Linked DNA regions of Homo sapiens: region 2 is linked to region 1. Evidence: read pairs that join two places in POLR2A ChIA-PET (ENCODE). Cell type or tissue: IMR-90. All regions are shown on one strand. Links, peaks and the distances in the headings refer to the core of each region. The heading gives the core; the rest is flanking DNA. Region 1 overlaps CPED1 (cadherin like and PC-esterase domain containing 1). Region 2 overlaps CPED1 (cadherin like and PC-esterase domain containing 1).

Region 1 (16,442 bases), core at 6,777-10,776:
AAGGAACTGCTGGGCCCAGCGGCATAAGATAACTATATAGTGTCCCTAGAATTTGTCAGTGTAAATGCTGATTTGGTTTCCTTTTCCCACATTCCCACAGCTTTTAAAACATCTAAATCCTACCTCTGTCTTGGCATTCTTTTACTGTGTATAATAAGATATTATTACTGGACAGGTCTCAAGAAAGGGTAGCAATTTCACAATTTCATGAGTATGGAACATTGATTTTTGTTTTTTTATTTGATTTTGTAGTTTTTACTATGAGAACAATATGCATCAAATACCTGAAATTTTTTTTAAAAAAGAGTTGTGACTATAATCTAACATTTCCTTGATGATTTATTGTATAAAAAGAAAACATTTTTATTGCAGCCTATTTTCCATGCCACAAATTTAATCTATAAATTATGTTTGAATTGAGGCACTTGCTACAAAACAATATTTCCTAGAAATGTGATTCTTACAGAATTTGTTTTGCTTTAGTTTCACATATTCATCTCATGGTTATTTTTACCATGTGTATATCAACAGAGAATATGAAACTATAGTGGGAATATTTAAATGAAACCTTCCCAAGTTGAGCAGCCTGGGGGAAGAGGAAACAATTTAGAATAATCCAGAACCCTACTCCACTTCCTTTTACCACAGCATTTTCTGCTGTTTACTAACCTGCAATTTGAAAATATTACATTAAAAACAAAACAGATACTCTCACAAATGTTACTGAGTACCCAGGTGCAGTTTTGACACTTTGATAAAATGTATTTTTCATCCTAGGACAATAAATATAGAAGGTATTTTCTCTATTTCACCTATTTCACCTGCTTTCCTGTCCTTTCCTGATCCATCCCATTCTCCTCTAAAATCTACTTAGAGTAGATTCTATCATTGGATCCGAATTATTTATGTATACTTGAAGAGTAGTACATATTTAGCAATTTTCTGTCAATTTCTGAATACATATTGCACTTTCAAATTATGCACGTTATAATCCACACGAAAAACAAAATGCAAACCTGCAATCAAACTACAGAATTAAAGTCACTCACTTTGCACCATCCTTTGAAGGACACATGGCCCCTTTCCAGCTTGGAGTCATTCTTTTTTAACCTTTTGAGTAACATAATAGGATAAAAATCAGCAAAACTAAAATGGTCATAAGCCAGATAGGAAATACTCCACTATTAAATATAATATTTACTGGTAGAGTAACTTTGAGTTTTGTATTTGATTTAGTTTTCCTATGACTTATATACTAGACACTTATTGAAAAGGAAGAAGTAGGCAGTTTCGAGTCCTACATTAGAATATGGGTGTTATGTCACCCCACCCACTGGTTAATTCCTTTCTAGTGACATAAGAGAAGTTGATGTCTCTATTGGGAGAGATTTTAGGGCTATGAACATATGACTTACGCAAGTTAAGTTCTCTGAGCCCTAGTTCTTTTATCTGTTAAAGGCATTAATTGTTCTTAACTTCAGAGTAGTATGTGGTGGGGATTGAATCACTTTGTCCAAACTTATCAGAGTTCTAGAAGGAGACAAAGTAAAGTCCAGTCAGTGTTTTATCTCATGCAGTAGCCAGAGAAAGCGACCCAGGATTTTACATGTTAAAAACAGCCACAAGTAATTCTTATGTGTAGCCCAGTTTGGGAAGCACTGTTCTGAGGGACATATTATTGGTTCAAAGAGTAACAATTTTTAGAGTTAATTTTGGGAATAAAACAATGCAACAGTCTGCTTGCTATTATGCTATTACATTGCCTATGATTTAACTGCATAGATATTTACAAACAGCATTTCATCTTTAAACTGATTTTGAGAACAGTATGAGAACAATTGTCTTTACAGATTTAGGCCTACAGAACTTAGCAGAGTAAACATATGCACTATTATGGTTCTCCCATCCCTTGCTTTGGAAAAATATATCTTATGCCCCTGCATTTGTGAGAACATATAATTCTCTAAAGGAGAATTCCTTCTCTAAAGGAAAAGATAGAAGCACCATTCAATTATTTTGTTTCCTATCATGTAAGTGCTGTTTAGTAAATCAATGCTTCAGTGCACAGTGGCCTAAAAAGGAAAGTTTTAATCCTACTCCAGTGGTAAAATCCAAGTAGTATGTCATCAAGGACTCTGACTTAGAGTAGATTTTATCATTGGATCAGAATCATTTATGTATACTTGAAGAGTAGTGGATATTTGGCAATTTTCTGTCAATTTCTGAACACATATTGTATTGAAAAGGATATACAAATAAACAAATTATGTATATTATAATCCATGTGAAAAACAAAATGCAAACCTGCAAGCAAGCTACAGAATTAAAGTCAGTCTTGCAGTTTAAAATTGCTCTTGTTTTTATAACTTGAGGGTTTAACATAGAATGTTTTTTGAAGAAACACAGAAAGTAAAAGACCATATAGATATCCTTGCCAAGGGCTGGCAAACTATAGTCCACTGGCTAAATCTGGCCCACCGCCTGTTTTTGTAAATAAAGTTTTATTAGAACACTGCCACTCTCCTCTGCTTTTGTATTGCCTTTGGCAGCATTTGTTTTACAAAGGCAGAGTTGATTAATTGCAACAGAGTCTGTATGGCTTTTAAAGCCTAAAATTTTTATTATTAGGTCCTTTACAGAAAAAAGTTTCCTGGCTCCTGTATCCAGAATAAGCCTATGTAACTTGATGTCATACCAAGTTGATGATTCAACTCTAGGACTGAGATGTTTCATTTTTTAACTTACACCAAATCTTATTCAAAAAGGATTTGAAGGTTTACAATAAAATATATAATAACAAAATTAATAAAATGTACATATAAAATTAAGCACCAAACTGGTTATTCCACTTAGCTACTATAATTTAGGCTTAGTTTTGTCTGTGAGCCTCCAAGCACCTAGAACAATGAGAGAAATAATAGAAGTTTTACTCTCAGGAAGAAGGAACCATTATGATTCATCCCCCTAACTTCCCACATGCTCAAATGAGAAATTTAAAACAATTTTTTCAAAGGGAGTATTGAGTAAACAACAGTAAGTTATGCAATGGGTCAAAAGCCAGAGCAACATTTGTATTGGAAATAAAGTAGATGTCATATCTTGGTTCATATAGCAACATTCTAATATGAGTTGAGAGTATAACATTACAGCATGATATAGCAAAGACATTTCCATAAGGGGCTAGAGTTAATACTACAATAAATAGTATTTATTGGAATTTGTATTGAAATTAAACTTGATACAGTGTGTTCTGGAGAGTAGTATTTAAATGATGCTGCTTCACAGCTTTTCAACTCCTAATAAGGACACTCTTATTTACCCACATGTGTTCTTGGGAAATACTATTAAAAGATATAGTTAATAGAGCAAGAGATACAGATCACTACTTAATGTTGTGGAAAATATAAAAAGGAAGATCTATTTCCTTCCTTGTTTATAATTTAATAGATTTCTATCTTCCTATGTTTTATTTACATTCACTTGCACTTTAAAGAATGTCCAACATCAGTATATCACTTGATATTTAGTATAATTTTGAAGGTTATTTATAGTGGCTACTTGCCAAAAGCTGTTTCTGTAGTTTGTATAGAAAAGAAACATCCACGACAGATCAATCTTAACCTTTGTAATGGAAAACATATTTCACATTTTTCTTTTTATTTGTAATAAAAAAGAAGCTATAAGGAAGTCGAGCTTTAAATTGCCCATAAGTAAGACGAGCTTAACCACAATAATAACTTTCTTGGGGAGGTAGTAGGCTTTGGAAATTAAAAAGTATAAGCATTGAAGTAAGACAGAACCTAGGTTGGAGTCCTTAGTGTTACCTTTTAATGGTTACATAACCCTGGGCAAGTAACTTATCCTCTGAAAGTCTTGGTATTCTCATCTACAAGTTGATCCTTTTGAGGTTGTTTTAAGAATGGTACATAGTAATCACCCCATAAACGGGAGATAATATTGTTACTGCTGTCAAGAAGTAGTTACAGAAAGGAGAATATGACATTTCCCCTGTAGGGAGGTGTATTTAAAATATGCAGTAGTGTAAGAGTGCTGCTGTTGGATGTTATTATGGGTAAAATGAACTTGATAGGTGTTTTTCAATTTAGCCTTCTCGACTTATATGTTCTCATTAGAAGGTCTGGGTTGTAAATCCTCCTGAAATTCTGACATACTCTCCTGGATTATTCCCTTGGAAAAATCTCACATTAAAAAAAAAATCTGTAAGCTTCCTAAGGTCAGGGACCATGTCTTTTATGCTTATCATTTATAACCACACCTTCCACATAGGGGCATATGATAAATATTTATTAAATACATGAACAAAGGAAGATAAAATAGTACATCAATATTTGGGCTCCTTAAACAGCAAATTCACTCAGGAAACTCATATTAAACTTAGTTCATAAAACTTTTATTTTATTTGACTTTAGAGGAACACTGATATTCTATTTAGACTTAAGTCCACTCTTACACCAAAGATAATGAAACCATAAATATAGTATTACATAGGGCTGATAGTTTATACATCAAATGATTCTATACTGCTGGGGCTTTTGAGTACTTGTGTCCATTTTTAAGAATTTTACTCTTGCCTTGCTTTCAAGGCTCTCCTGTTACATTTGCCAGGTTACTTGACCTATTGATTTTGGGACAGGTTGGATGAGTTTCTTTCTATACATATTCAGTTATAGGTGCTGTGAATTTTCATAGGGATGTATTCAGCAGAAACTCAAGCAAGCAGAAATGCCAGGTCAGGAGATGTAGGTTTGTGGGTCATCTGCTGAGAGGTGATAATTGATTTACTGAAGGTTCAATAGCCTATAAAGCAGTGTGACACAGTGTTGCCTAAGGATGCTCTCTGGTAAAAGTAAGTATACAGCTTTTGCTACTCGCAAACATACAAAGCAAGAAGGAGGACAGTCAAAAACCGCGTCATATCACTTAGGTCCTATCTGCATCCTCTATATTATGCTCTGTAGTTTATTTCTTAGTGTAATGTAAGTTTTATTGGTCTTCCAGTTCTTTGCTTTGAAAAAACATATATTATGATCCAGAATTTTAATAACGTACTTCTCTAGAAAAAAAAGACACCATCAAATTATTATCTTTCCTATCATCCAGATGCTATTCAGTAAATCATTGTTTTACTTCATAGGATAGTAAGTGGCCAAAAAAAAAAAGATACATATTTTTCAAAGTTTTTAACCTGCTCCTGGGGTCAAGTCTCAGTAATATGTAGTTCAAAAGACTCTGACACAGAGTATATTTTATCATTTTGTCAGAATTATTTACGTATACTTCAAGAGGGTTTATTTCTACAGTTGCAGCAGAAGCCAGAACTGTAGCAGGAATGAGAAAACAGATTGTTCAACTGAAGAGAATATTTCTGGGAGGCCCTGTAGTAGTTGAACCAATATTTTTGTATTCCCATTGTTTAACAAGGTGCTTGAATGCAAGATTTATTTTTAGTAACTCAAGAGGGCATCACTAGGACCAGTTTATGGAAGGACATTTTATCTATCAGAGTTGTCCAGCAATAGAACAGCCCAGAACAAAAAGTAGGAAGTTTGGTTGCAACAGAAGCAACTCTGGGTTGCTGTATTATGTAGCAGAATGAGTGAAATAACCACCAAAGCTTTTTTACAACTCTACAGTTCTGTGGTACAATATAAGACTCAAACACACAGAATGAGAGAAAACAAGACAAAAATGTGAATCTCTATCATTGCAGGGATTCATTTTCTTTAGTCTTTGCTTTGTCTGGTGTTGCACGGGCAGAAGAGAGAAATAGCAGTCAAGGAAGAGGTGAGAAACACCAGTGTGGAGCAAATCTGGAGGTGGCCCTCTTGGACTAATAGTGCACATTTATAGCAGATGCTTCTGCTGGTAATTTAAGACTTGAGAGCCTAATGAACTTCTCTTCTCATTTCTTTCCCCCCTCTAGCCCCACACCAGCACCCTACTGCTTTCCTGAGTTTAATATGCTCTATGACTATTTAGCAGGAAGACAAAAGAGTAAAGGTCACATTTAAAAGGCACTGTGTGTTTTGCCTTGCCGGTGTTTTGCCTAGAACACGTTTGACATACGTTTTTCATTATGCAAGTAATAGGCTTTGGACGGTATCAGAAGTGCTTCTGTACTTTATTTAGTTAATCAAACTGGGGGGAAAAAAGGAATTGAATCAAAGAAACATGTAAGACTGCACTATTCTATTTTACTGGGTTATGACACACAGTAATTGTATGCTCAGGTTTATTGTTATTTTCCTCAGTGCTTATAGATTTACTGATGTATTTACGACCAAACAGAATTCGTTCTTTAATTGGCTCACTGGAGCTCAAGGAATGTTTATTTAACCTTAACTCAGTTGAGTTGTTTAGACTACAGGGACTTCAGTTCAATTTACTTTAATTTTTGAAAAAAATTTTCTTATTTATAAAAGTTGAGCTTAGAGTGACCTCCCCATTCTGATGTTTTCTTTACCCTTCGCTGTGCACAGAGAACAAAAAGCCAGTGTCTCGTTTTTACTCCAAAGAAACTAAACTGCTTCCTTAAATGGGTTAGCTCTTACAACTGAAAATGGCAACCAGATGTTTACCAAAGTCCCTAGCATTGCCCCTTCAAGCCTAGCTTCCTTCTAATTGTTTGATCTTTTTAAGTTTCATAGAAACCAGACTGGGTATTTAAATTGTCTAAAGCTGGGAAATGTTTAAATATAACTTTGAAGATACTTTCTCTGAACTGTCTTGTTAGATGTACTTTCTTTTATTTTTAAGGAAAAATGCAGCATTGAAAATTTGATAAGTAATTTACTTCAGGTCATTGTTCTTTTTGTATGTCTTTAAAATGGAAAAAAGACTATTTTTTGAAAAGAAATTAGACATTTTTGTTTGGTTTTGCCTAAACTGTGCTTTGAATGGCAGATTTAATTTGTAAAAACACATAATATCCGAATTACATTTAGATTGAGGAAAGACTCCAGGAAAGATAAACAAACTCCTTCATACGGGAGCTTTCAAACGACAGTTTGTGGATTAACTAAAAAGGGAGTTTGGAGACTCCAGGTACAGGGTGTTTGCTACGCCAATGCATTATCCAGTTTAGCTGTTTGAAGTATTTTTGACATTTTTCTCAATTTGGGAGGCGTTTGGGAGCTTCTAACTATAGTTCCCAGACTCTTTTAATGATTGTACAACTTTTACTTTCTACTCTCAATATTATAAATATTGTTGAAACCTCCCAACTCACTTCCTTTTTAGACTTGATGTTTCCCAAAATAATTAACATTTTCCCCTGAAGGTCTTTCATCTTTTTTAGCTGAAGTTGCTTCCCTCTTACACTGTCTCTTGGTGGACTTACAAACTACCATTTGGGTAATAAAGCCTTAAGAAAAAGTAGAAATTTTTTCTTAGCAATCTCTCCCCAATTAACTGTCTATAATGACTTTCACCCCCACCTATCTCCTAAAATTGTGCCTTCACAATTTACCAAGAAACTCCTTTTTGTTAGGAAATTCAGTCACTATTAAACTGCAATATTTTTGGTATTAGAATAGATTTGGGCGTGAGTAGAATATCAGTGTTTCTCAAAAGTTATATAAATTCTATTTAAATAATGAATTAAGCATTGATGTGAATTCACTGAGGTAATTTCTCAGTTTCTTTTTTCTTACTCTAGCAGTGTTTCCCAAACTCGATGAAATGCATGAGCCGTAGTGGAATAAACACCTTGCTCGTGGTATGGGTTGGGAGTGTTCTTCCAAACCCTTTTCCCTCTTAACCTCCTGAATGATGCCTTAACCTGCATCTCCCATCTTTCAACCCCTCCTTCTTTGTGTTCTTTCTCCAAATATGGACATTCTCCAAGATATTTATCCCCAGTCATTTTTTTCCTTTTCTTGATACTCCCGTCAAGAATTTTTTGTACTCTGCAAATGCAATATCCCCCTCAGGAGATATAACCTCTAGATAAGGTTGAATCCTATCTAATTTGTCTCCTATGGGCAGAATTTGGAGAGTCAAGATTGTCCAGGTACCTGATAGATGTTTTGATTTGTGTGTCCTACCGCCTCAACATGTATAAAACACAACTGATAGTGCTATCCCGGCAGTATCTATCATTCTTGCCTGACATGTTTCTGTTGCTAGTTCCATATTCCCTCACTCTCTCAGCTCTAAAGCTCATCATCACATCCCCCGTCCCCGTTAGGAGATCACTATGATTTAGGCAGTCTTCCTTAAGCTCTGAGCGATCATTTCTTTCTTAAAAACTTGTTAATTTCAGTGATGCCAACTTTATATTTCCATTGAGCAAATGACAGTGGTATAACTGTCAAAAAAACAAACAAAAAAACAAAAACAGAGGACTTGCTTACTTAGGTGAACTGGAATCTCAAGTTTTCAAGAGAAACTGGCCTGTTCAGGGGTCTACCTGCTTCCTTACAGTTTCAGTTTCTCTTTCCTGAAATCACAACACACATCTGTCACCAAGCCCTGTAAAATGTGCATCTGCTCTGCCATGGCTCCCCTTTCCCTACAGCTGCTTTGCCTCATCCTTGTGCTATCATAGTGGCTATTAAACACTCCCCTATTGTTTTCTGCTAAACAGAACACATATTTCTTAATTAGGCATTCAATACTTCCCCTGCCATGGGGTCAGACACTTCCACATCCCTGCTATAGCCATGGTTCTCAGGCCTGTCCGCACATTCCAATTACTTAAGGAACTTAAAAATTTAAAAAGCCAATGCCCAGGTGACACTCCAGAAAATTAAATCAGAATTTTGGGGGAGGGAGACAGACCAGGACATCATTATTTAAAAAAAAAAAAAAAAAAGTTTCCCAGGTGATACTAATACATGGCTAGGGAGGATAACCATAGTAATTGGCCTGCTCACCTTTGCCTGATCACATTTCAAAGCTTTCTGCCTTGCATTGATGTTGAGGTTTTTGTTTCCTAGAGCTCCCTCCTGTCAGTTCTTTTTTTTTTTTTTTTTTTTTTTGAGACAATCTGGCTTTGTTGCCCAGGCTGGAGTGCAGTGGTGCAACCATGGCTCACTGCAGCCTTGACATCCTGGCCTCAATGGATCCTCCCACCTCAATCCCTGAGTAGCCAGCACTACAGGAGCGTGCCACCAAGCCCAGCTAATTTTTCTTATTTTTTTTTTTTTTTGTAGAGAGGGGAATCTCACTATGTTACCCAGACTGGTGTCGAACTACTGGGCTCAAGCAATTGTCCCGCCTCAGCATCTCAAAGTGCTGGGATTACAGACGTGAACCATCTCGCCTGGCTCTGTCATTTCTTAAAGTTCAAATGAATGTATGAAATCCCCCCTCAATTCTTCTCAAGCTAGAAATGGTGAACAAATTTCCTTAGACCTCATCACACATTATTCATATATCTCTGATGCCTAGGGTATGATTTGTGTCATACTTTTTGATAATTTTTATGTGTTCATCTTATCTCCCCTTTTGTATTATAAACTTCTTGTGAAGCAGGGAGTATTTCATTCATCTATTTATATGGTATTCTGCATAAAACAATGTCGTGCATATACCTAGTAGATACACAATTAAATGTATATGCAATTGAAAAAACAAACCCACAAATACACTAATAAAATAGCTGAATCTCTCCTTCAGATATTCAAGTGCCATTTTCTTCTTTGGACTTTTGGAAAAAAAATTAGTGATCTTCATAAGAAACAGCTCTATGGTACAGCAAAATGAAATGTGCTCAGGGCTGTGTCTCAGCTCAACCAACTGAGGAACAGAACTCACATCCCCCTACCCCTAGTGAAGTCTCTTTGTAACATTCTTTCAGATTTCATCAAACCAGTGACATCTCTGTTGCCAAAGAAAGAATTCCACCAACAAGTTAATTATAACCTTTAGTAATAATAATAATAATAATAATAATAATAATAATAATGAGTTTCAGCTCTTTCTCGAAGGAAAAGTAGGAAAGTCACATGTGAGTCTCACCATTTATACAACAAAATGTTCCATTTAGAGTGGGGAACTCTTGGAATTTAAAAAATCTTGTTTAACATTCCACCTCCTTATCAGAGTCACTAAACAAGCGATTAAGGGATGAGGAGAGCAGAGGCGACTCTCGGGGACCTGACTAGCTCTATATTTTATAATTATCAGAAGCTAAATGGAATCCCTGTCTGGATGTTTGCCTGAAAACATAGTTTTGGCAAAGCTCTACCATGGTACCTACTGATTTGCTAGGATGGTGATTTTCAAATTTGGCATGCGTCAGTGTTCTCTGGAAGGCTTGTTAAGTTGCAGACTGCAGATTGCTGGGCCCTACTCACAGTAGATCTGATTCAGTAAGAATGGAGAGGCAGGTTAAAAATTTGGATTTCTAACAAGTTTCCAGGTAATGGTAATATGCTGGTCCTGGGACCACGTGTTGAGAATGACTGTGCTAGTTACTTTTTTATTATGGTTTTTCAGCTTTTCTTACAGAAGCACAAAGAACTTCTGTGTATTTCCTATTTAAGTAGTTAGTAGCCAAACAATTCCTCATTTGCCTTGCCAGGACCCTGAATCAACCTTTCACTTTGGTAAGAAGCCCCACACTGAATTTGCGCAGACGCTGAACCCATTAATTATGAGTTGACTTGCAAAGTATTTGTACATGTTAGCTTCTTTACAGTCAAAGCCAATGATCTCATTTTAAAATGATAGCACAAGCAGCTGAATTTAGACTGTCTTTGGACACACCGAACTTTCTGGAAGAGAGTAGGATCAAGGCAAAAATATGAACACGTTTTATTGCACATAATAATTATAGGCCCCAAACAGAAGCAAGATGATACTGTGGAAAAAACATTGGCCTAGGTTGCATTGTCTATGTGAAACCATGTCTAAATTGCTTAATTTCTCCAGATGCTTTTCATTTGCATAAAATGGATATTTTTGGATTAAATGACCTTTAAGGTCCATTCCATTTGGAAAGTGCAAAAAGAAGTACACTAATGAATGAGAGGGATTACCTGTAAACCACCAACAAAGATAATTAATGTTGGATGTTTCTTTATAAGCTTTTATACATTTTATGCAGTTTTCTAGCTTGCTTTCTTAGCTATTAGTTTAATAGCTAATAATAATAAACCATTTTTAGCTTTATTATTATCAGAAACACATACCATAAAAACTTTGTAAACATTATTTCAATGGCTGTATAAAGTTATATTATATAAATTTATTTAATACTTCCTTAACCTAATTTACCTAATTTTTCCAACATCATTAGATAATTATATTTCCCACTGTTTTGCTGTTGTAAATAATGCAATCATAACATTATTATATGTAAATCTTTGTCCACATTCCTAATTATTTTTAGCATAGATTTCTGAAATTAAAGTTATTGGAATAAAGGGTGAGAATCATTTCTAAAGCTCTTCATTTGTGTTATCAAAATTCTATCTGAAAAGGTTAAGTCATTTCTCATCAGCTGCACAAGAAATTTCCCATAAGAAACAAATCTCTTATTTCAATAAGTGAGGCTGTTTTAAGATTGAGGACTTTACCTGTTGTTCTATGGAAGTATAGAGTGAAATTTCAAATTCATAGTTGTAGTATAAAACTGATGAACTTTCTTCTGGAAAATTGTTATTTGTGTCATATTAGAAATGCTGGGAATGCTGGAATGGCAGGCACGTTCCACAGCTATCTGAAAACTCATCCAGATAGCAAATGTATCAGGAATAATGAGGGTTTACATTTTCATTGGTGTGTTTGCTCAAATATTTCTGTTCATTATTTGTCCACTTTCAGGAGAGATAGCATATTAAGGTTAATCAGCAGCAATTTATTTTGTGTGGTACCTGAAATTTCTACTTTATAATCGTACATGACATGATTACCACATGATAAAATCGATTTTTATTTCTTGTCTTACGGAAAGAAATCCTATTATCTTGTCTTGTCACATTGAGTATTTTTAAGGCACTCTGTCTTATATCAGACATTTTGAATTTTAAAATGATCAATGTCCAGGTTAATTTTATATACATTTTCATATCTGTCTAATTTTTTTTGGCATTTTATAGTGCTTTGAAAGATACAGTGTGTAAAAGACAATTTATGTTTTAGAGAATGATGTTCCTTACCTTGATGCATAGTCTTCCTGTTTATAAAGATGTTACATGTTTATGGTGGAATAGTCAATCAAATACTGGCAAATACAAAAATAAAAGTGAAAATTACTCCAAATTCCAGAGATAACATGGTTAACAATGTTGTGCATATTTCCAGGAATCTTTTTAAGCATCACACATGCACACACAGACACACACACACGATAGACACACACATTTATGTTCTACTCTTTTACCTCCTGCCTCTTTACAAACAGTACATGATAAAAGACTTGCCATATTAACAATTTTAAACAATTAATACATTTTTAAATCAATAGTTTTAAGCTAGCCTTTATTGAGTACAGTATTCCTCCCTTATCCATGGTTTCACTTTCCGTGGTTCCAGTTACCCGTAGTCAACTGCAGTCCAAAAATATTAAATTGAAAACTCTGAAATAAATAATTTGTAAGCTTTAATTGTGCATCATTCTGAGTAGCATGAAGAAATCTCAAGCTGTCTAACTCTGTTCTGCCCCAGGACATGAATCGTCCCTTTGTCTAACATCTCCATGCTGTAGATGCCCCCTACCCTTTGAGTCACTTGGTAGCCTTCTTATTTATCAGATCGACTTTCGTCTCAGTGCTTTACTCAAGTCATCCTTATTTTACTTAATGGCCCCAAAGGGCAAGAGTAGTGATGCTAGTATATTGTTATAATTATTCTATTTTATTATTAGTTATTGTCATTAATCTCTTAATGTGCCTAATTTATAAATTCAGCTTTATCAAAGATATGTATATATAGGAAAAAAATAGTATTTTATAGTGTTTTGTACTATCCATAGTTTCAGGCATCCACTTGAGGGGGGAGGTCTTGAAACATATCTCCTGCAGATAAGGGGGACTACTATATTAATTAAATGCATTGTTCTATGCACTTTATATGTATTAACTAATCTATTTCTCACTTCTAGTCCATAAGGTAGATATTTCTATTTCAAAGATGAATTGAGGTTTAGGCAGTCATATATCCAAAGCAGTTCATGTCATAAATGGTGGAGTTGACGCTTGACCCAAGGGTCAGTTTATCATCAAACCTGAGCTTTTAACCAGAATATCATACAGATTTCCTGCAAGTGTATAGAAAATGCATGCTTCATTCTTTTTAGCATATTATTGTATGCATACACCATATTTTTAAACAAATTCCTTCTTAATAATTAGGTTTTTTCAACTTGTTGCTATAAAATACAACTTTGCTGTGATATTCATTTATATCATATTTTAGAGATTTGAGTTATAATACAAAATTATTGCATCAATGGGTAAAAATATTAAAACTGTGGGCCTGCCTGCCAACTTTTTTCTTTTTTTGTTTTTTTCGAGATGGAGTCTTGCTCTGTTGCCCAGGTTGGAGGGCAGTGGCGTGATCCCAGGTTCAAGCGATTCTCCTGCCTCAGTCTTCTGAGTAGCTGGGATTACAGGTGCCTTCCACCACACCCAGCTAATTTTTGTATTTTTAGTGGAGATGGGGTTTCACCATGTTGGCCAGGCTGGTCTCGAACTCTTAAACTTAAGTAATCCACTCGCCTTGGCCTCCCAAAGTGCTGGAATTATGGGCATGAGCCACCACACTCAGCCAGTCTCTGCCAATTTCTCTACAAAAAGATGGTTTCTGTTTTTGCTTCCACCAACAGTGCTGATACCCTATGTGTCTTCAGTATTAGACATTATCACATGTCTTCAGTATTGGATATTTATCTCATCAGATTAAAAAATGACACAAAATGTCTATTTTTAATAAAAATTTTGATTTTCACATCAGTTGAAAATATATTATTGACTAAATACATTTAAAATAATTTTATTTGTAAAACTTAATACTATGTATATATGAATACACAGTTCATAGAAAAGCAAATTTAAATGACAAAATGAAGAATAGATGCTGAACCTCATAAAAACTTAAGGAAAGATAATTTAAAATATAGTGTATTACTTTATATTCATGAGATTGGCAAAACCTAAAATTAGTGATATCACCTATTGATGGTGAGGATTCTGAGAAAGAAAACTCTCATACATTGCTTGTGGAAATGTGAAATATTATGGCCTTATTTTGGGAAAGCAATCTGGAAATATCTATACAACTTTAAATATACTTTTAAGCCAACAATCTTATTCTTGGGAACCAACGTGATAGAATTTAAAGCATCAAAACATTATAAAGTATATACCTAAATCTTAAAATTAATAATGTTAATGAAGTAGGAAAAATGATTTTAAGTAAGGACAAACAAAAGAAGCAAGATTGCTATACAAATTTTTAGTAGTAAACAATTAGAGATAAAAACAGTGAATTATGTTCTAAGCATTTCTGGAAAGGTAGAAAATTAATATTATGAGACTAAATGGAACTATGATTTGGCATAATCCTGTTAAAATGTGAGATAAAGTGTGCTTCTCCATCATTCTCAGCAAACTAACATGGAACAGAAAACTAAACACTGCGTGTCTCATAAGTAGGAGGTGAACAATGACAACAAATGGACACAGGGTGGGGAACATCATACCGCGGGGGGGGCCTGTCAGGGTGTCGGGGTGGTGGGGTGGGGAAGGGGAGGGAGAGCATTAGGACCAATACCTAATGTATGCGGGGCTTAAAACCTAGATGACAGGTTGATAGGTGTAGCAAACCACCACGGCACATGTATACTTACGTAACACACCTGCACGTTCTGCACATGTATCCCAGAACTTGAAGTAAAAGAGAAAAAAAGGAAAAAAAAAACAACACTTCTTAGAGGTGTAGGAATGATGCAGTTTAATAGTACTTGGCATAGTTTCACATTGGCCTAAATATTCTTCATCTCATAGATGACAGAATTATTAGCCTTAGGAGACACTTCTGATATATCCTTGGCTGCTGGGAACAGGGCCAATTTTAGGAAAATTGTGAAGTGGATGAAACTTGTCTTAGGCGACAGCCCTGATTACTCATTACCCAGCTTCCTCTGTATCTAAAGCATACACGTTAGGATCCAAGGAGACCTACCACCTGGAGCTTGTTGTTATTTACTCATGAAAATGTACCTTCCTCCATCATATTTCAGGGCTCAAGATGTCACCTATTCTAGCAAATAAGAGAAAACTGCTGAGCCTGGTTCTAGGTAATATGCATACATTTTAACTGAGGCCAACTACTGTGAGGTCCTCTCTTTTTCTTAGATTGAAACCACTGCTGAGTGTCTGTCAAGTTAATATTTCTTCCTTCTGTAGGAGGAATGCCTGCTGAAGAAACATGAGGGTGTGGGTCAGGGTTAGAAGAGACGATTATCATTTCCTGTGTTTTCTTCATGACACTATGTTATGTCACTGTGTTCAGAAGCCTTAAATAATAGGCTGGCAAGACACATAGAAGTCACATTTTGTTACTTGAAAGTTCATCACCTAGATGTCGGATTTATCTGCCTGTATCTACCTACCACCTACCTAGCTATTCACTAAATAAACACTTATATAAAGCTATCAAATACTGACAGTGTCCTACACACTTTAAAAATATTAACTCACCATCCCTGTAACATCCCCAAAATGTGAGTGTTATCATTCCTGGGAGGTCTGAGTTTTATGCCTTATATCCTCTATTTGAAATGACCCTGAACAAGCTTATTAGATTATCTATTGTTTGATTTTAAAATGGAAGATAAGACTTCCTTCATAAATATCTCACAGTAATGTTATGGTTGGGTTCAATAAATCTCCAAAGATTGTTGAAAATAATGCTTATGAATAGATGTGTAATCCTAAAATACTGTGGCATTAAGTAATAAGCCATTGAGAGACAGTTGATTCTTTTTCTCATGTTAGTGAATTATATTTTCTCAAGCCTTAATTCTCATCTGTGCTGAATTAGTGTGGATTTATTCTTGAAATAAATTAGAAATTAGTGGTTCTCTCCTTCCTCTTAGACTTCTCACAATCCCCAATGCCTTATTATACAATGTTAACCCAGATATGATGAGGTTTTGTTCATTGCATTTCACATAAGTCATGAAAAATAACATTTAGTAGAACAGGAAGAAGGAATAATATTTGGTTAAATGAAGTGTCATAATGCTAATTATACACTAAAACCGCTTTTGCTGTTCTGCAGAATTTGGCATAAGGAATGTCTATCAAAAAGTCATATTATATACTCAAGTAATACAAGTAATAAAAGAAGCCAAGATAAAGCATCAAACTCAAAACAAGGATTATAAGGAGGGCATTATTATAGCCAGACATCAAGTTTTTTTTTCTTTTTTTTTTTTTTTTTTGAGATGGAGTCTCGCCCTGTCACCC
Region 2 (16,442 bases), core at 5,840-9,839, 76 kb after region 1:
GTTTCTGGTTTAATCATCATTTTCATAATGCTTTTTCCCCATAAGCAGGCGCTCAGTATCTAGCCAACCAGATATTAAAAGATATTGAAAAGCAGGCTTCATGCATCCCTAACAAATTGTTCACTTTTATTCTGGGTAAACTTTACTGATCATAAAGTTACAGGCTTCAGGGCTCTCTAAAATAAGCTAAGAGTAGCCAATAAATAAAAGTACAGCACTATCCACCATATGGTATTTCACATTTTAATCTATTTTCCATTCAGTTTGCATATTATGCGGGCAGGAAAGCCCTAAAGAGTCATGCCTAGGTATTCCATATTAAGTTACTTTAACATTTTTAACAAGTATATGTTAATGAACTAGGCTATTTGGAAGACTGTGTCATACAGCCTCATCACCCAAATCCCTTCCAAAAACAGAAGGTCGTTTGAGCATTGTTTGTAGGAGATTTCTAGGCTCTTTGAGTGTGTTGGTTGGGCTATGGAGAAGGGGGATGGATTAATAAATGGATTAGACTGGACTGTTGAGAGAGCCCTTGAAGGCTATGCCAACAGATACAAGAAATAGTGCTCCAGACATACCTTTATCTGTTAAATGATAGCCTAGGACACTGAAATGTTTACACGATTATTTATAAAATTCCATAAAATGCATTTGCAGCTTTTAAAGATATAAATGAAGCTTATATCTAAGTTGTGGCTATAATCAAGTTAAATGAGAATAATTTTAGAGGGGACAGCTAATTACAGAGGTTTTTTTTTTTCTTTTAGAATAATAAAAAGTAACATCCAAGCCTGGAATAATATAATTGGAAGCCTAGAATTTATTGATATATGTATACATATAAAAATAAAGGTAACATTATTTTGCTCAGTATTCATTTCCATTATCCGATCACAGTTTCAGAGATTCATGTGGAAATCTGACATAGTCTTGGCAATTCCTGTATTGGACCCCTTCAGTTTCATGTATAGCTCCACTTGAGCTAAACCAGAAAAAAGTGACATAAAATTGTTTATTCTTTTGACATGTTTTTTGACAACTTCCTCAAAACCATTGAGATACTATCTTGGCACAAAACTTAATATGTCTAGCTTCTTTAATGTCAAGTGTGCTTGGGTTTGAAATCAATTCTGTGCTTTTTGGCAGCAAGGTAAGAGGGAAATCAGAGTAAATTATACTTTTCTCATACTATACAAAAGAAGCCTCCAAATCAGCTCTTTGGAGAAACAAAACTTGTCCTAGTAATAGACTCTGAAAACATAACTCTATTTAGTAAAATTTTAATTAAGAACACGTATTTTATTACTGCAAATTGAAAGGCTTACATAAACATTTCAACTTTTTAAAAGTTGTGATTCCCAAGAAAAGAAAATTAACTTAATGGCTGTTCATTCATCACCTCCAAAACCAAAGCCATTTGAATATTTCCTTTATTATGATGTATTAGAACTTCATTAAAAGGGAAAACTTACAAGTAAGTTATCATTTTTGGAGGAAGATCACACTGTGCTAAATAATGAGATACGGGAATACATTGAACAGCTTGACTTCTGCTGACTTTTACTTAAGAGTGTGAAGTGTTTTAAATTAGACTATGTTAGTATTGATGAAATGTGCACAAAGGGGAAAAATAATTTAAAGGCTTTGTTCTATTTTGAGAGCTAGATAAATTATATAATTAAAAAATAAAGCACTGTGACCTGGGATTAAGAAAACAACTTCTAAATACTGTTGGAGAGAGTGGAAATTGGAGCAACCATTTTGGGAGGCAATCTGGTCATGTCTAACAAATTTGCAGTGCGTTTACCATTGACCTGGCAATTACACATACCAATACAAATCCGCCACTAGACAAACTTGTAAAAGTACACCAAAATAGATGTATAAGAGTATTCATTGCAGTACTTTTGAAATAGCAAAAGAAAAACATTACAAAAATAATGTAAATACACAACAATAAAGAATGGCTAAATCAAATGTATATTTATTTATTTAATGACGCACCCTAAGCTATTAAGAGGTATGTATGAAATAACTCTGAATATGCTGATATGGAAAGGATGCCAGGATGGGTTAGTAGGTATAAATAAGCCAGACATATATTATTATGACACCTCTTTGGGATAATTAAAAAAACAAACAGAAATACCTACATATATAGGTTCATGTAGATACATTGATATTTATATTAATTACATCAACTTTTATATTGAAGAAATATATGCATCTGACCCAATGTGCTTATTCAGATCTTACAAGTTAATACGTAAGCATTGGTTTTTGGTGGGAAGAGGTTCTAGATAGAAGTGAATTGGAGGATGCTTTTTCTGCTCATTTGATTGCTTTCTGTAATATTTGATTTTTGTAATCATGTATATGCAATAACTTTATTTTTAAGCATGTCCATATGAGTGTTCTTAAGTAAACCATTATTATTGTTCTTTATTTTTATATACCTTAAAATCCAATAATTAATATTTTATAAGACAATAAAGCCCTGTTGTTGAGATTCCCAAGGTCAGGAAGCATAACAAAGTTTAGTATATCAGCATTGTATTGTCAGGAAATCAGCTCAAGTTTTCTATGTAATATTCTCATGACAAACAAAAGTCTGCTCTTGCAGCCACCACCCCCTCATTGAGAATGCATCCCTTAGCTTTGTAGGATAGATCAGCTTGATGTTGGACAGTTAGAGACATTGTATCTACCTCCCCTTCTGAGCAAGAAAATGAAATCAATTATTACAGTTGTTTTCCTCCTCTGTAGTAAGAGAACATATGGCAAACAAAGGCCTCTCTAAATATGCATTCATACTTAGTGGATCCATTTTTGATTCAGAATGGGGAGAAAAATGGTTGCATATTTCTCATGTACCCTGCAGTTTAATACAGCATACTCTATTTTCAAAGCAGTTCCAGAAAGAAACAATAAAATGACTGTCTTCTGCTCTCTTGAATCTTTTCAGAACTGCAACTTCCAGTGAGTCCCTCTGTGTGTCTGGATCAGGGAATGCAATTAAAGCCGAGTACTTCGAGTCACCTTTTAAAAACAGTGAAGCCACGTGTGTGGAAACCAGGGGACTGGAGTCGTGAACAGCTGTAAGCTAATCATTTTGAATTGTTATAACCAGCATGCATTGTAGGAGACAGCTAACAAGAGAAAAGCACAGAACAGATATGGGGGGTTCACATGTGTGAATTATTAGTTTCTCTTACATAAATTTTCAGCTATCCTTTTTAAATAAAGAATGCCATCATTGACTTTCTCCTAGATTAATTCAAACCTGTCCTGCCAGAAAATAAACATTTGGGTAAATTGGACTCTTATCTAATAAGTTACATTAAAGGAAATTGAATTTAAAACCTTGACAATGCAAAACTATAAAATTTTAACTTCCATTTTATACTCAAATGACTTTGCCTTAGACTATGAATATGGCTGGATGCATTTTTTTTCTGCTATTTTTTTTATGGCTCTTAGCATCTAAGAAAGCATCTGCTGTGTATCAAGTTATCCAAGTTTTCTCCAGGGAAAGGATTTTATAATGTAGATAAATTATAGTTAAAAATTAAGAGGTTTTAATTATCTTACCCAAGACACAAATAAGTTTGCCTCATCTAATTTTATAATTATTAAGTAGTATTTAAACAGTTAATAGTATTTATTGAAGAATCATATGCATCTTGTGCCAACCTAGAATTTTAAAGTTTAAAGTAGGCCAGGTGCAGTGGCTCATGCCTGGGATCCCAGTGCTTTGGGAGGTCAAGGCAGGAGGATTATTTAAGCCCAGTAGTTCAAGACCAGCCTGAGCAACATAGTGAGAATCCATCTATACAAAAAATAGAAAAATTAGCCAGGCACAGTGGTGCATGCCTGTGGTCTCAGCTACTCAAGAGGCTGAGGCAGGAGAACCAACTGAGCCCTCGAAGTGGAGGCTGCAGTGAGCTGTGATTGCACCACTTCACTCCAGCCTGAGTGACAGCAAGACCTTGTCTCAAATATATATATATAAAAATATATAAAAATATATATAAATATATATATATAAAAATATATAAAAATATATATAAATATATAAATAATATATATATAAATATATATATAAATATATATGTATAAAAGCACAGTCCTTTCATTGATCAAACTTAGATATTTAACATTTAGAAATATGATGTAGAAAAGCAAATAATTATACATTTTGGTATCATTTATGATGAAAGCATATTTGTTTCATTACAAAATATTAAACTGGTGTTACTTTTCCTTAGTAGCCTGAGGTGTTTTTTTAATTTTTTTAATTTTTTAATATTTCATCCCTTAAGTTAACTCTTCATTATCTGGGAGTAGGGACATTAGGTAAGATTGAACTAGTGGGGAAAGTATTTTCGCATATTCTTGGTGACCTGTCCACTATTTAAAAACTTAACATTTTTTTCTAGAGAAGAAAAAATAGAGCAAAGGTAGGCAGAGGTAGAAGCTTTTAGAAAGTTTCACCCAAACTGTAATTTATATCACTTTTGTTGCAATGGTATCATGCATCTGAGGTCACGGGTACTGTAACTAATTTATATATTTATTTTTTAAATTCAACTTTATTCTACATACTACCTTTCCACCTTTTTATTTAATTAAATTAATTAATTTATTTATTTGAGACAAAGTCTTGCTCTGTTGCCCAAGCTGAAGTGCAATGATGCAATCTCAGCTCAGTGCAACCTGCGCCTCCCAGGTTCAAGTGATTCTCCTGCCTCAGCCTCCCAAGTAGCTGGGACTACAGGCCCATGCCACCATGCCCAGCTAATTTTTGTATTTTTAGTAGAGACAGGGTTTCACCCTGTTGGCCAGCCTGGTCTCCAACTCCTGAGCTCATGATCCGCCTGTCTCGGCCTCCCAAAGTGCTGGGATTATAGGCATAAGTCACTACGCTCAGCCACCTTTTTTACTTTTTAAAAATACTTTGATTAAATCTGCCAGAGTGGGGAACTATTACCAATTTGACTCCTTCTCGCTGTACCTCTCCACCACCTGGTGGTGATGCTAATAAGCAACTGAAATTGTTCAAGGAAACCCACACACTGAGGGCTGGCGTCCTACAAAGGATAGAAGCAGTTTACAAAGCTTGTAGGTAATTTACAAATTATGTACTCAACCCTACATTATGGAGCGCTAACTATGTTTTTTTTTTTTTTTAGGAATGAAACGACAGTCCTTGCTCCACATGAAACAATCTTTCGAGCCGAAGATCTATCTGTGATTCTTAAAGCGTATGTGTTGGTGACGTCCTTAACCCCTTTGCGTGCATTCATTCATTCGACGGGCACAGTTTGGAATCCACCAAAGAAAAAACGCTTCACTGTCAAGGTAAGCTCTCGGTTGAAGCTATTATTTCACGTAAGTACACTGAAGTAAAGTAAAGTGAGTTGGGCTGCCATTTTCCCACCTTTATGGTTATCAAATCCCATTGAACAAGGATCACATCTTTTTTATTGCCGCAAGAAAAGATTTTCACTTAATAGGTGCAGGTTTAAAAATGAACTGGAAGCAGCTTAATTCACTAGGGATCACAAAGGCTACATTCTTTTTTCTCAATTCATCATGATAGTTCAATTCTTTGATCTACTTATTACAGAGCTAGTTCACAGCTATACTCTGTTTTTCTTAATTTTTCACTTATTCAAGAAAAATATAGTCAAGGCAACAAATGAAAATACAATTTTGCCTTTGTGCTTTTTGCTTCACCCTTAGGAAGCATAATGCTAGTTCATCACACCAGTCAATATGGAATATTTGCTGAGTGAAAAATAAAGCTCTCAAGTGTGCCTAATATAGCAAGCTATGACATAAAGGATAATAGGGAAGATTTCAGGGAAGAACTCAATAATAATCCCAAAAAGTTTAATAAGTTATAAAAGGTAGCTCAGGTCAACTTGGCTGAAAATGAGATCTAGTGACAATATGTTTGATAAATTTGAAAGAAATTTTGATTTTACAGTATTTTATTGTTCTGCATACCAAAAAGAGGAAATAGAAATGGAAAGAATGCATAGGGTCCCTCATAGTTTGAACAGATTAGAAAATGACTGAACTTGATTTTTTTCAGAATTTACCTTCATAAACTGAATTTTGAATTTTGGAAAATCTTCCACCTCAAGAAGAAGGCATGAGCAAATTTTAGAATTTATTTCTGCCATCTTATTTTTTTATTTAGTATGCTTTCTTTTTCTCCTCTTAAACTTTGCTTTTTCACTGAAAAGCTTACATATTCTTCTGTAAGTTTAAAAGTTGTACATTCTTTACCTATATAACATACAGTGGTCACTGTTAATTTAAAACATGCACTCATTGTTTATGTTTTCCTATGATTTCTTAGACTTTTCAATATCTCTATCTGCTTCCCAACCTTGCCTTCTCAAGACTCTTTTGGTCTCTGTACCATGTCCCCAAATCCCATTATCACAATGTAGATTTTTAGTTTTAGTTGAAATAATCACTTGTTCCCTTTTTTGGTTTTTTTTTTCCTCAAAAACAAAACAAAACTTTATCAAGACACTTACCATCCTTACTTCCCCACATTGTTTACAATGCCCTCCTGGATTTATTTCTTTTATTATTTGAGTGTTTTCAATTTGAGTCTGATGTCCTTAATCTTTAATTCTAAAAATTTGTTTTCATGATTTCTTGAAATATTTTTGCTCACTGTTTTTATTCTTCCTTCTCCTGTTGACCAGATTTGATCCTTCCATTTCTATTTATATTATTTGGCTTTTCTTATCTGCTTTCTGGAAGCATTTCTGTTTTCTGAGACAGTTCTTCAATCTTATCTTTTGAATCGTACAATCTGTGTCCGTTTTTGCATTGCTATAAAGGAACACGTGAGGCTGGGAAATGTATAAAGAAAAATGTTTATTTAGTTCATGGTTCTGCAGGCTGTACAAGTATGGAACCAGCATCTGCTTGGCTTCTGGTGAGGCCTCAAGAAGCTTCCACTGATGGTGGAAGGCAAAGTGGGAGCAGGCATGTCACATAGTGAGAGAGGGAGCAAGAGAGATGCCAGGCTCTTAAACCAAGCTCTCCTGTGAACTAATAGAGGGAGAACTCACCACAGGGAAGGCACCAAGCCATTCATGAGTGATCCACACCTGCAACCCAAATACCTCCCAGCAGGCCCCACCTCCAACATTGGGGATCATATTTCAACATGAGATTTGGAGGGGGCAAATATCCAAATTATATCAAAATCCTTCTTACGCTATAGCTTTGTTGCTGTCTCATCCGTTGTTTCTTGTATTTCAGTTATTTATTTAATGCTGCATGTATAACTTAAATGCTCATGCCCCTTCACTTAAAAACTATGTATATTTTTATTTACTTCTGATATTTTTTACCATATTTCCTCTTTGTTCTTTTTAATGACTTCTTTTTCACATTTTATTTTGCTACTATCTTCCATTATTTCCTTGAGTATATTGCTGGCATGCTTATTTTAAATTCCTCATCTATCAGTTTTGGTAGCATGATATATATTGTTCAGTTTGTTGCCTTTCTTTTGAAGTAGCTGTATTTTTTGTGCATTCTCTATTTTGTCCTTTGAGCTTAAGTCCTCCTGCAGACATTATTTATTCCAGCTAGTATGATGTTTGGGGAAGGTCAGTCCTTTCAGGTGAATCCAAGGAGAAGGGACAGAATGTGCTCCAAACATGAAGAAACCACTTTTGGTCACTTCCCTTTGTAGCCAGGTAACTTCCCTGGTCAGAATTTCACCCCCTAAACTCTCTTAGGCATAAAAGCACAGGGAGGAAGCACATCTTCCTCCGTTATATGTCATCAAGGCTGAAGGTTGACAGACAGTAGGGTGGAGGAGTGAATGCCACATGTGACCAGTAACTCCATACAGTTTTTCCTCCTTTCTCCCAAGAAATTTAGCAATCTGAATCCTGGGCCTGGGCTTAGCATCCTTAACAAGGAAGGAACAACCAATAATTGCCCTAGAGGAAGACAGGGGAGAGTTAGGAGGAAAACGAAAATATTTTCCTTCAGCCTGTCCTCTCAAATAGCCTCCAACAACTCCCCTCCCCCAACTCCACTTATCCCTGACCGTGGCTACCACTGGTCAGACCAGTTCACAATAGCTCTAGACTCCCTTTCAAAGAGGTGTTTGTTATTTTTCTTTGTTATCAAATTCTTGCTTCATTCTCATTTCACCTGGGCTAGTGAATCATCTTAACAGGAAACTGAAGCTCTTAGGTATTTTAAATAATTTTTAAAGTATTTTTCCTCTTTGTATGTAAGTGCCGCTCCCCCTACCCTGATACAAATAACAGGCTAATTTTTATGATAGTTTTTATTTATGTATTTCCTGAAAATAAATGAAAAAAGAAATCTCCTTGTGATCTGGTTTTCTTTAGATTTTCATGCTTCATTCACTATCTCCTTTCTTATTCATATTTTTGTCTTTTCTGTGAGACAGATGCAAGCTGCGGTTGTAGCATAGGAAAGCATGCAGTTCTTGTCATTTTCATCCTCTCCTTGGGATTTATCTTTTCAAGATCTTGCCTGATTATTCTGGACAATACTGTTATCTCCTCAGAGGGAGGTAGTGCAGCTTCCTGGGTCAATGTGGAGAAAGTGATTGTTTCCTTACTAGTTCAAAGTTACGCTTGATGATACAGATAAGTTTCAGAAAACAAGAGGATATTTATTTACCCTTCAACTGATGTACTTGTTATTTCAGTTAAAACAAATAGATTATAACTCATCTGTTAAATTACTTAACCATCCTCAGAAATACTGCTTTCTACTGGTATTTTTAGATGTGAAAAAATACACAGAAACTTCTCACTGCTAATGTGGAGGACAAAACCAAACCCACTTTAAAAACTACCCACGCTATACCAGCATGTTATTAAACACTGTCCTTAAATTCCACAAAACATAATTTTGTGTGTGTGTGTGTATGTGCACGTGTGTGTGTACTGAGTACTGAATTCAAAGCCCAAATGACTTAGTTAAATCAGTAGTGATTTATGTACTGTGTGATGAGGCAAGCCCACTAAACTAGTTATCAGTGAACATTTATAGAACATTCTGGCAGCTAAAGAAGGTATGAAGGCAATAACAGATATAACTATGAGCTCATTTATTTCCAATTAGGTCTTCTGCTGAGATACTTTATCTGTTAAAGCTTTGGAGAGAGTAAAAAAAATCAAGAAATGCAAATTTGAGGAATAATGGAAAATAGAAGCTTTGTAAACTATTTTTAATGCCCTTCTACATAATAAAATATTTAAAAATTTTAGTGTTAGATGTTTCCCAAGGATGTTCAAACCTAAAATCAGAGGAAGTTTTGAAAGGGAAAAATTCGCAAATGTAATATTTGCTTACTATACCATTTGATCTGATTTTAAATCAACTCTATTTGTTGCTGTTAAGACAATATCATTTACTTGATGAGTATAATAAATCTAATTTTAAGAAATATTTTATTTTAAAATGTCTTCCCTTAAAAAGCTCTTAATTATAAAACTTCAGTTTGTATCTATAAATTCACGAGTAAAATTCTTTCACAAATATTCTAACTATAACTTTTGGTTAAATGCATCTATGTCTGTCTTAAAACACAGGTCATAAAGATTAACTGCAAGAAATGTCATAAATTTAAATTCGGTTCTTAGAGCAAAAAGTCACAAGTCATCCCTTCATCCGTTGTAAATCACAAAATAAGTTACCCAACAGAGAGGCAACTGTAATATCTGTAACTTTTTATGATGTCTGAAGATTCTTTGTACTTCTGACCATATTTGACTATTTTTATGAAAATGTATCGCTGAAGAGATTTGTGACTTCTGGCAGAAAAGCTTGTCCAAAGCCTTATTTTGTCCAGTCAAGACATAAATTAATTCATTGTTTGATCAGCCATCCCATATTTGAAGATGTTAGATTTGTTGCTATTCCATATTTGACATCAGATATAAAGTTATATGAAGATGATTCCTTGCATATAATCAGCTCCCTATAAATGTCTCTTCGATTGAATTGAATCAAAGGTCATTAAAAAAATTTTAACTGCATGAAGAAATTGCCTGAGTCTACTTTATCCCTAACTGCTATAAGCCAGCCACTCTACTTTGCAATGATATATACATGATATAGGTAAATATTATACAAATGATCATTTGTTTTCCAGTAAATGCAATAGACAGATGTCATAATCTGAATTTCTGGATAAGGGCCACTTTGATAGAGATAGGGAAATCTGGGATACCGTAGCCTTTTTTCAAGTCAGATTTGTAAGTTCTAAATCACCAGCTCTCTACCACCGCTGCACTGGCCTTCAGGGGACCATTCTTCCATCTCCAGTGCTTGCAGTTCCCTCTCACATCAATACAATCAGCAAATGTGCACAGAGGGCAGAGGAGAACTGTGGCAAAGAGAGGAATGGTGTTATGTACAAGATTCCTTTTAAAAAGATGCATATATCCCTTATTCATTTTGGAAATATGACACAGTTGTAGGGATGAAGTTAGCCTCATTTGTCGTCAATATTTATGCACTGCCTTTGATAATGTTGGGTGAGATTGCTTATATATTCCCAAGGTAAAAATGAGTAATGTCTTTGGAAGAAAGTATAAAGTGACAGTATGGTTTTTCAACCTTAGGAAGTGTTCTTCCCCTGATCTTCATTTTATGTCCAAAACTGCAGGCTACGAAGCAGACCTTGTAAAAGGCTTTTGACTGAGCATCTGGCCCTTCGCTAGGCCCGGGAGATTTATGTCAGCTGTAGAAAGAATGTGAATAAAAGTCTTCTCCTGAGAGTTTGTAAAAAGAGTTGACGTATTACTTAACCTACTTTTGCTTGAATTAAATTTTAAAATTGCATCAGGGTGTTCATTTTAAAGTATGATTTTATATAAATAGAAATTATAAATAACCAGCATGTAATTGAATAAACTTGTGACCAAAGCTGACTTACTTTAAAAACTTTTATAATAACTGCAAAGTAATCAGCCCACATTGATGTTAGATTGCACTAATACTCTTTATAGCAACTTTGTGTCTTTTTAAAAAGCAATTCATTCACTCATTCATTCATTCCTTCATTCCCAACTTGGTTCTATTAAAAGATTTGTCAAGTCATTTTGTACATTCGTTAATTCTGAAGGCTGAACTTGGATGATTATCCTAAATGTAAAGAAAACTATTCATTAATGATGATCATCTTTATCTGGCCAAAATGATAACTTAAGCAGATGACTCTAAGCCTCAAAAAGGCAAGCAATGTGTTTGCATTTCCAGAGCCTCACAGAGTTCCTGGCGCATGGCAGATGCTCAAAAATGTTTATCAGTGAATCGTTGTCTATCATCCTTATTTTAATTAAAGGTACCTCATTAATAATAACTTATTAAAAACTGCCATTTGGGGAAAATATGATTTAAGAGCAGGTTCTACAACAGAAGATAGTATTATGGATTTACATATTCCATCATTGTTAATTCAGGCATATTTTCCCTTCTGAACTAGGGTAATGAACGCATAGACATATGCAAATATAATTAACTAACATAATGCTTTATATAGGTAGATGCTATATAATGCTTTATATAGGTATACACATATATGTGTATATATGCCTACATATATATATATAATGTATTATGACAGTGTAAAGGTAAAACCTAACACTAATGAATAAATTTGCTAATTATTATTGCCTTTAATACTAGAAAATCAGTAGGCAAGTGTTAATTATATATCCAGAAAAATGGAGGTAAGCTAATACTCAGGGATTTCAGTGTGAAATCAGGTGAGGTAAGTTCATTCCTTCTTCCCTCCTTCTGGATGCTTGAAAGATGGAAAAGTTCCTCAATAGTACTTTGGAGGATAGAATGTATGTTTCCCTTCTCAGCTCCTCCCCTTCACCTGTCCTGTTCACAGCCTGCTTCTCCCTGGAGCCATCAAGGGAAGGTATATGCTGGGATGAGGATGGGACCCAGTTATGGACTTGAAAAGAGCAAGTGTTGTTTCTCTGAACTGGATCCTGGAAGTGTATTGCCCGTGAACTTCACAGAAGCTCTTAAAAATTAATCTCTGCGGGCTCTTCCTCTTTCTGCCGTTGCCCAGCACAGTAATGTCACTCTGATTTCTGTTACACCTTGCCGATAACAAGTTTATAAAATAAACAAGTGTTTAGAGTAAAAACCAAGCCTGGGAAAAGAGGTCTAGTGTAAGCAATCTTTCAAAGCACTTTAAGCGTCCATAGAGAGCAGCACCATCTTAATTTTTTAGTTTCTTATTATTTCTTTAATAGATGAGCCAGCTAAGCCGTAGAGATGTTCGAAGACAGAACAGCTGTATTCCCTTTCTTCACTACCCTCATGCAAGAAAGGATTGTTAAGATGGATCTTTGGGAAATGGACCATGAATTAAGGCAAAACTCCCTGCAATCTTCCTAAATGTTTTCATTTCTGTACAGACACCTAGAGAGTTATTGAATTTAATTTTATAAATCTTTATCCCTAAGACTTTAACAACAAGGCTTAACTTTTTCATCACTGTGGTAATGTTAAATATCTTCTGATGACAGGAAAATATATTGGAAGGAAAAAATCACATGAAGTCAGCAAACAGGAGAACAAAAACCAAGAGGAAAAATCTACTTGCCTAAATCTTTTTGAAATCCTTAAAAGAAGAGAGTTTGCTTATTCTTTATTTATGTAGGAAACAAATCTTCAGTGCCTGGCATAGTAGCTAATATTCAGCCGATTCAGGGAGAGAGAAATGAATTAGAATAGAGACTCCACTCATCAAATTGCTGAAAAGAATAATTAGTAATAAAAATAACTCCTTTACAAAGTGGTATGTGGGTGCAAAGTAATAACAGTGAAAATAATGGCAGTAATTGTCTCCAAAAATTAATCGCTTTAATGCTTAAGTTTATTACAGAATATTTACTCAGTGGGGAAGTTAAATGATTTTTACACTTTTACTTTGGGTATAGAAAAAAAGTAAGTTTTTACCAGTACGTTTTGAAACTTATTAAATGTATATCATTTTTGAGATTTTTATTAACAATATCCTTTATTCCTTGAGATCTGTCTCAAAGGCTGACAAATTCTAAATATAAAATATCCTCAAATGTGCCAACTAGGTAAAACTGATTTGTCTGCTGAAGGAAGACAGGCTTTTGCTCCCTTCAGGAGAAAATCTGACTTGCATTTGTCTTATGTGATTTATTCATTGTAAGTTTAAAATGAAATACAGCCTTTTTCCTTCCATATATTAAAATGTGGTTTCAAATTTAGAAGAAACAGCAATCTTTTTTCACTAAGGAAGCCTACATAGCAGTGAGATGGAGCAAAACAATTACTGTATTGCCCCCTAGTGGTCTTTTTTGCTATTGTACAAATAGTCTGAGCTGTCCAATGGCAAGAGGAAAAAAGGCAAAAATGCTTAGCAAAGCATGGAGCATTTTTCCCCCATTGGATTAAACATATTTATTTTAAAAAAGTTATTTTATAACCCATACTTACAGTAAGAAAGCTGTGCTTTTAAGTAGATTGCGAATGATGATAATTCCTCACTACAATTTAAATTACCTAGGCCACACAATTATTTGGAATGATTTCAGCATTTGCCAGCCACTGGACATTGTTTTTTCACTTAAGAACACTTTGTAAAATTTAATATGCAGTGCTATTAAAGAATGATATCCCTCAGATGACTATATGTTAAGAAAATTCATTCTTCCAGCTCAAATTCATATCATAAAATATAATAATCTTAATTTTTTTCTATGGAAAAGTTAAGCCTATTAGTCATAAACTTGTGAGTATACATTTAAGTGAAGAAATGTACATTTTGTAATGTTTTTTTCATATAAGGAAATTCAATGATATTTTCTAGAGCTCTTTCTCCTCAAGGAATTTACTTGAGAGTGGTATAAATATGCAAAGTACACAAATATAGGATATTTTTATGGAATATGGAATACTGACTTAGAAGAAATGACTTATAAACATGCTATACTGTCTTATGTGTAGATCATACAAAATATGTCAGGGATGTTGGACTGATTTCCATAAAACTCTAGTCTAAGCCAGTCACCACAAGCTCAAAAACACCACCCTGTCCCATTGCCCAAAAATTAAGACCTAAACTTTTTTCCTTGGAAAAACAACAACAACAAAAAAGATTTTGCAACACATAGTTTTAAACTTACTACACAATACCAGTTTTAAAATTACTGTACAGTTAGAGCTGGCATTTTATACTTAACATGTAAGACTGCACTACTGTACCCATGAATCTTTTGTGTTACTTCTATTTGATTACAACCTGAGCCTCAAATCTGCTGTTAACTGGAATTCCTTTAAATTATCTAAATGACCTGATATTATGATATAGAACTGAAAATTTGTGTTTTATTTCTCTGAGTGCTACTGAGGCAGCAGAAATGGATTCTCTCCCAGGACTCTTCAGATATATTTTGTATTCTCTACCTTCTGCAACATAAAGACGTATTTCATTGCTTTTGTTAGATCTCTATGGAGCGTCTGCCTATAGGGCGGTCATTCTCTCATTGCGTCACTGGCTGACACAGAGCATTCCTATACACATCACTCTGTCTTCTTTGTCTCAAAACAATTTGTCCTTTCACTCCCTATTCCTAGCCTGTAAAAGCAGTTCTTAGAAGCTCGATGAAGCAAGTCTTTAAAATTTAGAGAAAGGGACTTCAAACAGGAGAGGAAATTCCAAGCATCCCTTTATTTACATATATATCCGTATTCATATGCACTATGTTTCCCCTCTACATCAGCTTCTTCTTATTTGGTCTCTAGTTTTCCGGAATCTAACAGTTCCAGGTACCATAGCCTCATCAATCTGTTTAAAAAACATACTGTTCCAAACTGATGCTTTGGTAGAAATTTCTAGTAGAATAACTTCTGAATAACTTCTACTAGAAATTTTTTCAGATATATTTGAAAGGTATAAGAATTTTTCTATGTGCTTGATTACTCAGATTATCTACATGAAGAATATTTGTTCAAATCACACACAGAGAAATCATTACTTTAAACTCAGAAGTCACAGAAGAAAAACATTATGCTAAGGAAATATATTTCATTTTCATGCCTTCAAGGAGTTACTGTTAAAGAAATGTGATTTTACAACATGAATAGGACGATGATTACATCCTTTCAGGCTGAGTAATAAGCAAATATCCAATTGCATTTTTACTTTAAAGGAGAGAGAAATAAATCACCAGCATTAGATCTATAGCACTGGATATGCAGGAAAGAAAAGAAAAATCCCAAGCCATACTTCTACAGGTCTGGGGATCGGTGTGCAGTAAGAAAGTCCTTGTACAAACTCTATGACCTTAGACAAATCTGCTTACATCTATGGACCACTTTCCATGTCTATAAAATAGGGATGGTTTTCCTATGAGTTAAATTAGCCTTTTGATTCCTGCTACAAGTATTTACCGGCTACCTCTTATATGCTAGATGTTATGTTGGGCTCCAGTAGCATAGCAGGAAACAAGGCAAAGTCCCTGCCTTTGTAAAGTTTATTCTTGTATGGAATGACAGATGAAAAACAGATAATTAATTATACACATATAAAGAAATTCAGATAGTTACAGGTATTTAATATATCTAAGAATGAAATGAACAGGATGGATGTTGACTAGGAACTAACTGGTCTGCCCACTTTATGAGAGGTAGAAAGATTGCCCTGAATAGGTGATATCTGAGCTATAATTCTGTGATGAGACTAAGTGCCATTTCAAGAGATGACAGTAAAATACTCCCAGCAAAAGGACAATTCCAAAGGTAGGAGAGTCTTCACATATTCAGAGAATGCCACAACCACTGACTGTGTAACATGTTGAACACAGGGTGAGTGGTAGAGAGATTGAGAGAAAGGCAAGAGCCCAATCACACAGGAGTCAGGAAAGGTAAGAAATTGAATTTTTTCCCTATGGGCAAAGGGATGCCTCTAAAAGATAGTGAACAGGAGGCTATCATAATCTGATTTACTTTTTAAGCCCATTCTGCTGCTTTGTGGAGAACAGATTGAAGAGAATTGTGAACAGAGGCAGAGAAACCAGTTGCAAGGCCATTCAGGGGTCCAGATGAGGAGCATGGTGGCTTGATCTAGGTTGGTGAGATATGGTAGTCTAAAAAAGGAGAAATGTGGATACGTTTTGAAGGTAGAAACAAGAATTGGTGTTGGGGTGTGAGAGGCTAAAGAGAGAGGGTTCAAGGATGACTCTTCAGCCATTATTTGAATGGTGGTGCCATTGACTGAGAGATCAGATGGGGGAGCAACCAGTCAGGAGGAGGAATGGGAAAGAGAAATGTGAAATGAGGAGGTGGAGAGGCACACAGGTTCCTGTTCATACAGCAGCTTACCTGTTGAGGCTGGTTCTTACTCATCT

What was found. Peaks named below come from ENCODE experiments on the same cell type or tissue, not always from the same donor. Only the 100,000 strongest peaks of a DNase experiment are listed, where the experiment ranks them.
Region 2: POLR2A ChIA-PET joins it to region 1 with 9 read pairs; 2 of 35 experiments call an interaction of 5 or more read pairs at or near these places.

Annotation. Positions count from the first base shown.
Region 1 is chr7:121,017,849-121,034,290 of GRCh38, forward strand. All of the region lies in intron 3 of CPED1 (cadherin like and PC-esterase domain containing 1), which reads left to right. Among named protein-coding and RNA genes, the nearest start is that of CPED1, 37 kb to the left of the region's middle. In IMR-90, for the core only: no CTCF peak of the experiment used is centred there; no DNase peak of the experiment used is centred there; H3K27ac peaks cover 1,400 bases.
Region 2 is chr7:121,094,731-121,111,172 of GRCh38, forward strand. It overlaps CPED1 (cadherin like and PC-esterase domain containing 1), which reads left to right. Exons shown (of 23, transcript NM_024913.5): 6 at 2,969-3,101; 7 at 5,196-5,364. Among named protein-coding and RNA genes, the nearest start is that of CPED1, 110 kb to the left of the region's middle. RefSeq lists a silencer at 13,295-13,344. In IMR-90, for the core only: no CTCF peak of the experiment used is centred there; no DNase peak of the experiment used is centred there.